2 separate regions of the Homo sapiens genome follow, and region 2 is linked to region 1. Evidence: chromatin contacts called from ENCODE Hi-C or POLR2A ChIA-PET data. All regions are on one chromosome and are shown on one strand. The core of a region is the stretch at or near the end of the contact, and the rest is flanking DNA. Distances in the headings are between cores, read along the strand shown.

Region 1 (6,339 bases), core at 2,348-4,847:
CATTCATGTCTTTAGCCCATTTTCTAATTAGATTGTTTATTGTTTTGGGTGTTTTTTTTTTTTTGACTGCTGTGTTTTGAGAGTTCTTTGTATGTTCTAGATATGAGTCCTTTGTCAGATTTGTTGTTTGCAGATATCTTCTCCTAGTCCATAGCTTGCCTTTTCATTCTCTTAACAGGGTCTTATGCGAAGCAGTTTTTAATTTTGATGAAATTCAATTTTGTGGATTTTTTTTCTTTTATGGATTGTGCTTTTGATATCACACCTAAAGACTCTTCACTGGGCTCTAGGTCCTGAAAATCTTCTCCTGTGTTATCTCTGAATGTTTTATGGTTTTGCATTTTATGTTTAAATCTATTACCTCTTTTGGATGAAATTTTGTATAAAGTGGAAGGTTTGCATTGAGGTCCATGTTTTCCTTATGGATAGCTAATATTTCTAGCACCGCTTGTTAAAAAAAAACTATGCTTCCTTCATTGAATTGCTTTTTTGCCTTTGTCCAAACTCGGTTGGCTGTAGCCATGTGGAACTATTTCTGGGTTCGCTATTTGTTTCCAGTGACCTATGTATCTGTCCTGCCAATACCACACATTCTTGATTACTGTAGCTATATCATGTCTTAACATCAGGTAAAGTGATGCTTCTCACCTTATTTTTCTTTTTTCAAAATTGTTTCAGTGTTCTGGTTCCTTTGGCATGTACTTTTTCAAGGCTTGTGATAACGTATTACCAAACTGCTCCTGAAAGGTGGTACTAATTTAAACTTCCGCTGCAGTGTAGGGGCGCTTGTTTCCATACACCCACACCAACCCCGGCTGTTATCATTTTAAAAAATCTTTGCCTATCTGATAACTGAAAAATTATTCACATCCTTATTTTAAATTGCATTTCTTTGGTTGCCTTTGAACCTAAGCAGGCAGCCAGTGCCCCCAGATCTGAGTAGAAGAGTTTGGTACCTTGGTGATATCAAGATTCACATTTGAGGTTTCAGAAATGTCCAACAGAGTGAGCAGGCAGGTTTGTGTGGCGACCCCTGCTGACTCCTTTTTCCCTCTGAAGGTATATTGCACCCTCTCTTCCTTGCTTATTGTCGCTCATCTCAGCTTCTGGAGACTAAGTCGTCTGTCCAGGCAGCCACACGTACGGCAGGCAGGCATCGCTCTGCAGAAAAGCCCAAACGTATTTTCAAATTGTACTCAAAAGTTGACCACTTCTCACCTCCATTGCCATTACCTTGGCTCACTTGCTGCTATCTCTAGCATGCAAAGACTATTGTTGTGATAGCCTCCCAACAGCATTGCAATCTGATCCTTGTCTCCTGTGCTCTTGTCTCAAAGGGCAGTGGAGTCTCTTCACCACCCAGAAGCCAGAGGGTTGCCTCTAAAACACAAATCAGGGGTCCTCCTCTGCTCAAAATCCTCCCTTCTCACCCAGAGTGAAAGCCAAAGGTCCTGGGTGGCCTGCAAGGTCCTGCACGACCCTGATGGCCAGGTCCCACTCTCCTTGCTGGGTCACCCTGCGGCAGCCGCTATGGTGTCTTTGCTGTTCCTCAGACCCACCCAGAATGCCGCGTGCTCTTGCTCTTTTGCTGTTTCCTTCTGTCTGGAAGACAGTTCTCTCTGCCCAGAATGTCTTCCTCAGCTGTCCACAGAGCTCACTCACTTCCTCACCTTCCCTCTAGTCTCCATCGGCACTCACCTCCAGCATTGCCTTTGCTGCCTTCTCCTCTTACCCCCACCACCCGCTGACCCACAACGGATATTGCACTTGCTTACTGGTTCCCTGGTTGTCTCCCCTCCCAGAGGACAGAGATTTTGTTCATTCATTCACCGGCTGCTGTATGCCTAATGTCTAATACACTGCCTGGCACATGATGCCTGCTCAATAAATACCTGAATGAATGAAAATGAACGGCCACCTAGTAAACAGCCCCTCATTAGAAACGCTTCCATTGTTTTCTATTTTTATTTATTTATTTATTTATTTATTTATTTATTTATTTTTGAGACGGCGTTTCTCTCCTGTGTCCCAGGCTGGAGTGCGATGACGTGATCTCGGCTCACTGCAACCTCCGCCTCCCGAGTTCAAGTGATTCTCCTGCCTCAGCCTTCCAAGTAGTTGGGATTACAGGCACATGCCACCACACCCGGATAATTTTTGTATTTTTAGTAGAGACGGGATTTCACCATGTTGGCCAGGCTGGTCTTGAACTCCTGACCTCAAGTGATCCTCCTACCTCGGCCTCCCAAAGTCCAAAGTGCTGGGATTACAGGCGTGAGCCACCGTGCCCGGCCCATTGCTTCCAATTTTTAAAACAAACAATGCTAACATGAATATCCTTGGAGTGAATTACTCATACACAGTCATGATTATTTCCTTAGGATTAATTTCTAAGATTGAATTGCTAGGTCAAGGGGATGCACATTAAAAAAACACTTTTGACAGGTATTTCTCCAGAAAGGCAGTATCAATTTCCATACTTACCAGAAATGTGTGACTGTGTCTTTTTCCCTACACTCCCACCAATGCTGGGTCTTGTCATTTTTAGAAAGTCTTTGCCAAGTTACCTGCCACTGTTCTCACGTGAGTTTTTACAGAAGGAGTTTTGTGTAACTTGATAGAATACAACCGCTTTACAGCAACTCAGAGACAGTCTTTCTGTGGTTGTAAACACGCTCAATAAAACCCAAAGGCAGTGCCCAGCGATGTAGCCAGTGGAGCAGCAGCCAGGCTAGTAGCCAGACTCAGATGTGGATCTTTCCCTGAGCCTAACACTTTGTAAAGTGAGCACTGAGATTGTCCAGCGGAGAGAAGGGACGCCAGATTATTTAGAACACTTTCCTGAATTGTTACTTTTCCTAGCCAAGCTTTGAATAGAACCCAGAGAGGTCAGAGTTCAAGGTTTTGCTGTCTTCTAAGGCCTGCCCTAAGCCAAGGGTTCTCAAACTGAGAGTGCCTCAGAATCACCTGGAGGGCCTGGGCTTGTTCAAACACAGACTGCTGGTTCTGTCGGTCTGGGACAGGCCCAGGGATTTGCATTTTTAACAAGTTCCCAGATGACGCTGATGCTCCGGGTTCAGGAACCATACTTTGAGAACTGCTGGCCTGGAGTGTTGGATGTATTTTGTCTGCCTCCCACTGGGTCTTTCCCTCAGCCCCCTAGGCTGGGTTAGGCACCAGCCCCTGTGCCCCATGGGAGCTCCATCGCCGTGCTGACCACATCACAGTCAGAGCCGCAGTCTTCCCTGGTCTTTTTCCCCTCTTTGGAGGTGGACCCTGGTCTAGGCCCCTGGTTCATCTCAGTCCACCCAGAGCCTGCTGAGCTGCTTGGCACAGAGGCATTCAGTGAGGGCTCCCCAGAAGGGTGAGGAGCTATTGCGGAGCCTCCGTGGGTGACTGCCACAGACTCCATGTGTGCTGACCAGGGAGGTGCAGCACAGAGGTCACCCTGTGGTTTTGAAAGTCAGTCATCCGGATTCATTCTCACTTCCTCTGATCGTTGGATTCTGATGTCATCAAGAAGATTTTCGGAAATCAAACAGAAAGGCAGTCCAGTGGACTTGTTGTGCAGTGAGGAACCAGAGAAGGAGAGGGACTAACTCAAAGTCACACCCCTGAGTGATGACATAGGTAAGACTTGAACCCATCACCTCCCCAGCAGTCTTCTATAAAGAAGGTGGAGTGAGAAGACAAATGTGATATGGACAGGGTCATGTTGGAGAACAGGCCTGGATCCTCCACCCACCACAGGCTTTGGACCCTCCACCCATCACAGGCTTTGGACAACTCCCTCTCTTGGGGCCCCCACTTGCTCATCGGCAGCCTGAGTATGATACCATCTGTGTGATGCTTTTGTGTGGATTCACTTTGGTCACTTGTGCAGATGGGCCTAGTGCTGTGCCTATGGGAAGCATTAGACACTCTCCTGCCTCGCCATGACTTCTGTTGGGCTTTTCATGGTCCCTTGCCCACCACTGAGTGCTGTTGTCCCAAAGGGCAGTAGCATCTCTGGTCACACTTTGGCTGGGTGAGTCTTAAGCTCCAAGAGAAGGACAGGGGAAAGGTTGAAGAACGCACACCTGAAGGTGCAGGTGGGGCCTCATGTGATGTCAACCCTGCTCATTTCGTGAACTTCCCTTCCCTCCTCACCACATCCTCCTGGGGTTTTTGGTGTCAGAGCTCAAGGGGAAGGTGCAGGCAGAAGTTAAATATAGAAAGGCACCTACTCATGGTGAAATGCGTGGGCTGAGCCCTGGGTGAGGGGGCGTAAGCATCTGCTAAATTTAGCAGGCTGACTTCCTCTCCTCTTCCCTTGCATGCCATTATGCAAAAAAAAAAAAAAAAAAAATGTGTGTCAGTTTCCCTCGGGATGAATTCAAAGGGTGAAGAGGAGAAGTTGGAAATAAAGCCTGCCAGTTAATCACGACCTCTGGCCCCTGGATGGTCCCATCTGTTGTCACTTTTTATCCTCAGAGCAGTTCTATGGGCTGGGCAGGGAGGGTGTTGCTGATCTTGCTTTACAAGTGAGGATGCTGAGCCCCAGAGAAACCAGGGACTTGGCCGGTCATTGCATGGTAGAGCCTAGACATGAACTTCGGGTTTAACACGGATGCCCATGTCCGTTCTTACGAACCTAGTCCAAGGGTGCACTGGGGGCCGGGTGCGGTGCGGTGTCTCACACCTGTAATCCCAGCACTTTGGGAGGCCGAGATGGATGGATCACTTGAAGTCAGAAGTTCCAGACCAGCCTGACCAACATGGTGAAACCCCATCACTACTAAAAATACAAAATTAGCCAGGCGTGGTGGTGCATACCTGTAATCCTACACACCTGTAATCCCAGCTACTTGGGAGGCTGAGGCAGGAGAATCACTTGAATCCAGGAGGCAGAGGTTGCAGTGAGCTGAGATCGCACCATTGCACTCCAGCCTGGGCGACAGAGCGAGACGCGTGTCAAAAAAAAAAAAAAGTGCACTGGGCTTGGTAGCTCAGTAGGTGATAAAGAGTGCCCAATCTACAGAGATTTTCAAGGGTCTTGAGTGGTTTGGTAACTGCAGGTGGGAAGCCTACAAGCTAATGAATATGAGTGGCAATGAACCAAGGCCCGGCTACTCAGTCCAGCAGCAATGGCCTCGCCTTGGAACCTGGAAATGCCAAGGCCCAGCCCCAGCCCAGACCTGCAGAATCTGATTCTGCCTTGTAACAAGGTTCCCAGATGATGCACACACTGGAGCTTAGGAAGCCTTGGATTAATGCTTTGAGTGGGCTCACTTAGAGAATCAACTAATGGAATTTTGGACTCCAGTCATTCATTCCTTCACTCCCTCGTTTATTCAGCTGCCATTTGTTGATGAATTCCATGTTTGTGGACTCATGTTAGAAGTTGTGACAGAAGATAGCTGCTAACACTTACAAGTGCTTGCTGTGGATCTGGCGAGGTGTTGTAGGTTTATTAATTTGTTTAATCATTACAGAGACCCTGTGGGGTAGGTGTGTGCAGTTTGTAGAAGAGGAAGCAGGCTAGAGAGTTTTAGGCAACGTGCTTAAGGTCATGGCGCTTAATGAGTGGCAGAGCCAAGATTCCACCCAGGTTCTGACTCTTAACCAGGAGGCTCCACCGCCTCTAAGGATTACAGAACCAGAGCAGCTTGGTGCTGCTCAGGGCTCAGACCTCACAAGCCAGAAAGGTTCCAAGTGATCAACTGGGCCAGGGTTTTGTTTCAATTTTGGCTTTAGGCTACAGAGCCATTTGCTCATGTAACATTTCATGCAGATTCTGTGAGAGCTAGAGCTGCTGTTGTTGGACAGAGGTGACCCCCACATACATTTCACCCCCAAGGCCACACCACTCTCCCCTGTGCCCCCGGAGCTCCGTAGAGCACATGCTGAAGCCACTCACAAGTCCAACTTATTTGTTTTGCAGATGGGAAGAACAGGGGCTAGAAAGCGAGATGTCTTATCCAAGATCACATAGCTAATGAAGACCAAATTAGTTAGGGCTATGTGAGCCCCAGGTGAGCTCTGTTCCGTGGGGTGAGGGGATGGGAGGATTTCGCGCCAGAGAGCACACGGCTGATCTATGTAATGACATTTCACAGGGAAAACCCTTTGTCATAGCATTTCTAAATTTTCTTAGGAATGAAGGAGCCTCAGTGAAACTATGTTGACAGCTTGACAGCTACAGGCCCTCTCTCTAGAATTATTCTCATTCTCTCTGTCTCCTTCTCTCTGTCTCTCCATCACACACACACACACACACACACACACAATTTTTTCTAAGGTTTCAGAGAGTCCAGAGAGCCTTTGAATCCTGGAAGAAACCCTCAGGTCAGGAATCAT
Region 2 (6,339 bases), core at 2,621-5,120, 110 kb after region 1:
CCTAGGCCCTCATCTTCTCTCCCTCCCTGTGTGGCGGTCAGATCACATGCAGTCAGCCCTCCCTTGGGAGTCTCAGAGAAGGAGCCCTGCAGCCAGCAGGGCCTGGGGGTCCAAGAGGAACAAGGCATTGCCCTGTCTTGTGCAGCAGAGCTTCTGCTGGCCTGGATTCGATTCAAGGGCTTGGAGGCCTGGGATAGCAGCAGGGGCTGGAGTGTTCAAAACCAAGGATTCTCTGCCTGGACAAAGCATGGTTCTCAGTATTGCCTGTTCTCTGGAATGTTGGGTCTGGGTGGAGCCTGGCTTCTAGGAATTAGGCATCCCACCAGCTCACTGTGAAGCTTTGGGTACCCATGCGTCAGAGTGTTTCTGCATGCATGAAGAAAGCTTGTATAAAAATACAGGGAGATGTGTGCTATTGTTTTATTAAAGTATCTTGCCTGCCTGTTGGGTGAGGCCAGCTCCTAGGCCAACGACCTGGGCCAGCTGTGGTATAATATCCTGGGAGCCAGTTCCTCTTCTCCCTCTTGCTTGCTGGGGGACTTTGGATAATCCTCACCTCCCTGAGCCTCACTCTGCAAAATGAGAATGATAAAGGCCTAGCTTACCCAATTGTTAACATCCAAAAAAAAAAAAAAAAAAAAAAAAGAACAGATATGCAAGTGTGCTTTAAATCCCTGGGTTATATGGGCATGAAGATTGCCACCAAATGGAGACATTCCTTCAGTAATCAAAAGGGGATCTGACTTATATTCTGAGAGTTAGAGGCCATCCTGGCTTTCAGGAGCAGCAGAGAAAGACACATCGTTCTCTCTGTTTGTTTCCTTTAATTAGAAAGAATTATTCTGGCTGGTAAAGAAATCAACCTCCTGACAGGGAGTTAAACAGAAGGGGTCCTTAGAGACAGACTTGTTCAGGTTTTTGGTTTGAGAGGAGGGGAAACTGAGGCCTAGAAGAGAATGTGATTTGTTCTTGGTCACGTGGCCAGTTAATGGTAGGGGTGTGGTCAGATCCCAGGTCCTGTTCACCCACCTCCTCACCACACGTACTGTCCCATAGGTCCATGAGTTTAGCTACTTCAGGCACAATAGGTGGCCACAGCCTGACAGGGAAACAGGGAGGTGACCCTGGTGAGGAATAAGAGGATAGGAAGGTTTGCCAGGCACGGTGGCTCACACCTGTAATCCCAGCACTTTGAGAGGCCAAGGTGGGTGGATCACTTGAGCTCAGGAGTTTGAGACCAGCCTGGGCAACATAGTGAGACCTCATCTCCACAAAAATAAAAAAATTAGCTGGGTGTGGTGGCACGCACCTGTAGTCCGAGCTACTCTGGAGACTGAGATGGGAGAATGGCTTGAGCCCAGGAGGCAGAGGTTGCAGTGAGCCAAGATTGTGCTGTTGTACTCCAGCCTAGGCAACAGAGCCAGACCCTGTCAAAAAAAAAAAAAAAAGAGGATGGGAAGGCAGACACAATTTGGGGAGGGGGTGAGGGGGGTGGGCAGAGGGGAAGGTAACAACATGGAAGGTCTTGGTACAGAGCGACCAGAGGTGGAACGCCCTTCACTTTCCTTCCCCTCCTTCTGGAAACACCCTAAGACCTCTGTCCGTCTCCAGGTTCCTAGGCCATGTAGCTAACACCAGGGCAAGCATCTGCCCTGCTGACATTAGGCCATCAGGGGTTCTGGGAGCTGCAGCACAGACAGAGGGATGTCAAGTGCCCTGGGGCAACCTTTGGTCCAGGCAGACTGTGTATCTGTCACTTTAGTAACTTCACCTGTTGCTTGGTCCCAAAAATGAGGTCCTGAATATGGTGGTGTCAGGGCAACACTGGAAGGCAGGGCAGTGGTGGTGTGTTTAATTCATTGTTATTCATGCACTCGTCTGTTCAGCATGCTTTCACAGCAGGCTGACTGCATGCCAAGCACTGGGGGTACAGACGGGACATGTTCTTGCCCTGAAGGCACTCCCTGTCTGCGAGGAAGACCCGTGTGCAGGGGAATAAATGTCGCTGGACAGTGTGATTGATGTTACACCAAAGCTCTGGATGAGGGTTAGAAGCGTTAGAGAAGAGAGACACTCCAGCACCTTCCTAGGGGATCTGGGTTTCTGATGGCAGTCAGCAGGCATCAGAAGTGGCAAGAAGCATTGTGGCCTAATCAGAGCTGTGATGCAGAAGTACCGCTTGGGGCAGCAGCATGGAGAGAAGACCCAGAAAAGGATGGGAGTCACATGGGGAGACCAGGGAGGAGGCAAGGATGCTGAAGCCTAGGCCAAGACGGTGGCGGTAGGGTGGAGAGGGGCTCATGGGCGTAGGAACTTAGGGAGCTGATTCACTGAGAACCTGGTGACATATGGAAGGTGGAGGCTGAGGAAGAGGGAGAAGAAGTCAGTGATGGTTCCTGGACTTCCACACATGCCTCAGATGCAAGGTCCCATGCTGAGACTCAGAGTCTGAGTAGCTGTGAGCCCCTAGGGGTCCTGGCCCCTGGCTGACACCCCAGTCTGCCGGGTCCCTCAAGAAGAACCGAGAGGATCATGTGGACACTGATGGGCTGCAGATTGATCTTCACCAACACACACCCAAATAGCTTTCCCTGTCGACGGGGTTAGTAAATTGAGAGAATTCAGTATTTATTCACTCACAGTCACCAATTATGTTCAAGGCTCTGTGAGTGACACGGATGCATCACACACATCCCAGTCCTGTCCTCAGAGATCAGATGGTTTGTCTGTGATGCCCACACACATTTGTATGTATTATATTGCACCCATACAAGGTAGAGAAGGTAAACACCACGACAAAGAGATCAAATCCTTAAATGAAAGATCATTCCTGGCCAGAGAGAGAGTAGAGTCATGGAGGGCTTTGTGGAGGAGGAGGCCTATGAGGTGGGCTCACCCAGGCTGGTGTGGGTTGGATTTAGCCACGTTAAAATGGAGAGAAATATTCCAGACAGAGACAACTGCAAAGAGGCATGAATGTGGAGCATGGCAGTTGGCAAGAGCGGGGCTTTGCAGGGGAGTGTTGATGCCGAGGCAGCCTGGCATATTTGTAAAGTGCAGACATTACTCTCTAAGGAGAACCACTGAAGGATTTGGGATTTGGGGCGAGGAGTGACTTGGTGAGAGCTGGCTATCAGGACAGTCTGTCTGGGTCTATGGATCGGTGGGCTGGGCAGGACAGTGCAGACGCTGTTGCTGTTGGTTCACACAAGAGAGGATGGGCAGTAGGGTCTGAGCCAGGGTGGGGGCAGGAAATCCTTGTCCATTCATTAACATGGATTGAGGCTTTGGGCCAGGCCCTGTTCTAAGCACTTTATGTGCACTACCTGATTGAGTCCTTCTCAAAGTCCAGCCAGGTAGGCGCCACTGTCATTCCCACTTTACAAATGATAGTTCACGGAGGCCCGGAGATGTCATGTCAATAACTCAGAGCATAGCTAGGAGGTGGAGGAGGCGGGATGCAAACCTAGTAGCCTGTGCTCTTAAATTCTCTTAAATCTCACCCTAAAAATGGCATCCCAAAGGGACTGAGCACACTAAGAGTGGACCTGCCAGGGTTGGGGGTGGCTCTGAGGGTTGACCCAGAGCTGCAGGTCCTCTTGCCGTAGCAACTGGCTCCTGTCACCCCCTGTAAGCAGTGTTGGGCCCCACAGGGCCTGCTCTGGTTCACCGACTCGAAACCAGAGCCCACATATAGGTGGTGACAATGTAAATAACTGATGCAATGGAAACTTTCTATGGAAAAAGGTACCCACTCAAACAGCCACAAAGTCCAAAAAAAGGAAGAACACCACAGCAGACCAAGTGGGCCCTGTGGCACACAATTTCCTTTGGCACAGCCTTTCTGTCTGGCTGAATCTCTGAACTGGTGGAGGTGGGGATGGGGTGGAAGATGGGGTAGCACTGGGCAGGAGTGGGGCAGGTTGAGATCTAGACCAGAAGCCTGGCTGGGTCCCCGGAGGACCCTGGGTCACCAGGCTTCCCCTCTTAGCTAAGGGGGCAGCTGTCGTGTGGGCAGAAAGCAATTCTGCCTCCAAAAACACACACCTGTTATCACAGTCTTCCTAGTAGGCATGAATTACTCCCTGCCCCTGTCCTACTGTGGGCCAGTGGTGGAGGTTCTGTAGTCCCCGGGATCTCCCGAGGCCTCCACCTGCTTTGCTGTGAATAAGTTGCAGCAATCTTGTTATGGGATCTGGTATCTTCTTATTTTAGAAGATGAAATAATCATAAACATAAGTAAAGCTAAAAGATCAGAAGTAACCAGAAGAGGAAGAGGGAGAAGGTGGATTTTTCTGGGAAGCCAACCGTACCATTTTGTTCTTACCCCAGCCCAGGGCGTGCACTCTTGCTCTTGTTTCAGAGGTGAGGAAACAGACTCACAGGTGGTCAAGGACTCGAAGAAGGCCACACAGTGTCTAAGACCAGTAATGTCCAGTTTTATTTAATGCCAGAGCCTTGGGCCCTCCTGCAGTGCAAGGCTGTCCACATCTCTCTGTTTTCAAAGCCTCAGTTTCCTCAGTTGTCAGATGGTGATGATGGAGCCTGACCGTAGCATTAGTATGACTGTGAAAAAATGCAGGGACAGCCTTTGCACGTGGAAGACACTCAACAAATGTTGGGTTCTTCCTCTACCTCTGGCTTCTGTGTCTACAACCCGGGGAGATTTAGAAGCCTTCTTGCGGGGAAGCAGCTCAGGTTTTGGGCTCCCTGGGAGAAAGGGCCAGAACCACTGATTTTCTTATCTATCTTCCCTGCTAGATCCATCACAGCCTGAGACATGGACAAGGTCTTCTTCACCTTTGCACCCTGGGGTCTAGCCCAGTGATGGAGAGTGTCTTGTCCAAGGTCACTTAGCTGGGTGCAGCTGGACCTCAAATGTGGGGCTGCCTCATGGGATTTCTATTGCACCCAGAGAGGGAACACGGTGTCTTCTCTGCTCCCCTGTGTAGAGTGCCTAGTTCCAGGGGGCTTTCTGTGACAGAGGGCTGCGAGGTGTGGCCTGATATAGCAGGAAGCGACCTCACTGCTCCTCCCACACCTACCTTCCCCCGCCCCCCAACCCCCGCCCCAGCAGCTCTCAGAACCTTCATCTCCAAGTGCAGCTCCTCCAGTCTCGTCTGTTCCTCCTCCCGCCACTCCGGTATTCTCCTCGACTCCTGGGCTGGGTGCTCCCCATATACACCAGCAACACCTCCCTTCCTTGTCCCTGCAGTGCCTGAAAACCATGAACTTTTCTTCTGCCAAATCCCAGTGTAGAGTTTATGAGACAGTATATTCCTACCTGCCACTAAATGGAATATGTTATCTTGTACTTGAAGTTCTTCTTTTTTGCTCCTTCATACAATGGAAAGTATCACCATTCTCTATTTTTAAATGCCCTGTCTTTCCTGGAAAACATTTCTGGGTATCCTCAAAGCAGGTCTTGTCGCTATCAATGACTGGGCTCCATTGCCTGTCTCTCTGCCCACTCTCCTTGTTGGGGACGCCTCACTCATCCGTGAGTCAGCTACCATGTGAGAGAGAAGCCTCTTGTCTGGAGAACACAGCTGGGGACCGGGAAGGTTCCCAAGGCAGCCTCCAGGCTGTCAGCTGCATGTCACAGCATTCTCAGACTAGAGCGCACTCCGCTGAAACAAAGGTGAGCCCCTCAGGAAAGTGAGAGCCGGAAGGCTGACCACAGAGAGGGAGGTGGGTCACAGAGCCAACCCCAAACCCCAAAACAGAAGCCAGAAGGAGGAGAGATTGACAGAGGGAGAGAGACTTGGAAGGTGTCCCACCATAACTGAAGAAGGGCACAGGCATTTATTGAGTGCCTTTTGTATACTGGGTTCATACTCATTTCACATACACTTTGTCGCATCTGATCCACGTGGCAAACCCAGGGAGGGGGTGAGAGTCTTCACTTCTGACTCATGAGGAAAGTGAGCTAGTAATGGATGAAACCAGGGTCTGAACCCATGTCTTTCTGATGATGTTAAGGCCAACTCGCTATGCTATACCATGCTACTTCTGTGGTGCTGGGTAAATGAGGCATGCCAGTAATTCTCTCTCTTCCCCTCCCATCCACCCCTTTGCCAGTATCCCAGCATGAACCACCAGGATTATTCCATATGATTCTGCCATGTGTGACCCATGTCTTAGATTTTCATGTTTTCTTATTGATCACAGACCACAATAACAAATAAAACTGAAAATAGAAAGATTCATCCCACAATTCCCTGCCCCACACAGATCAAATTTGACTTTCCATGTGCCGGCCCCTTCTGCAGACGTTCCGTTCAGAGTGGAGGGAAGGGCCACGTGTCAGGAGGGTGTCAGGAGGGTGGCAGGGGCCTC

The links. A loop is a pair of places that touch in the nucleus more often than their neighbours do. ChIA-PET counts read pairs that join two places held with the same protein, here RNA polymerase II (POLR2A). Pooled maps may share reads with other maps.
Region 2: a loop to region 1 is called in a map of thyroid gland, with 3 times the contacts of the local background. The contact joins two enhancer-like sites. A Hi-C loop is called at or near these places in 2 of 168 maps with a recorded cell type or tissue (endothelial cell of hepatic sinusoid and thyroid gland), 8 of 37 single-sample maps with no recorded cell type and 10 of 50 pooled maps. POLR2A ChIA-PET finds 5 or more read pairs at or near these places in 5 of 52 experiments (B cell, activated CD4-positive, alpha-beta T cell, activated CD4-positive, alpha-beta memory T cell and 2 more).

What each region holds. Positions count from the first base shown.
Region 1 is chr1:41,749,334-41,755,672 of GRCh38, reverse strand. All of the region lies in intron 1 of HIVEP3 (HIVEP zinc finger 3), which reads left to right. Among named protein-coding and RNA genes, the nearest start is that of HIVEP3, 170 kb to the left of the region's middle. RefSeq lists enhancers at 3,113-3,302, 3,663-3,822, 5,093-5,222. Within about 2 kb of position 3,597, at least 7 of the 41 ENCODE cell types and tissues checked have a DNase peak (open chromatin) inside an H3K27ac peak, as active enhancers do; they include B cell, where a contact is called at or near this core.
Region 2 is chr1:41,639,000-41,645,338 of GRCh38, reverse strand. The region is part of intron 2 of HIVEP3 (HIVEP zinc finger 3); the gene reads left to right. Among named protein-coding and RNA genes, the nearest start is that of EDN2, 160 kb to the right of the region's middle. Within about 2 kb of position 3,870, at least 2 of the 41 ENCODE cell types and tissues checked have a DNase peak (open chromatin) inside an H3K27ac peak, as active enhancers do; they include B cell, where a contact is called at or near this core.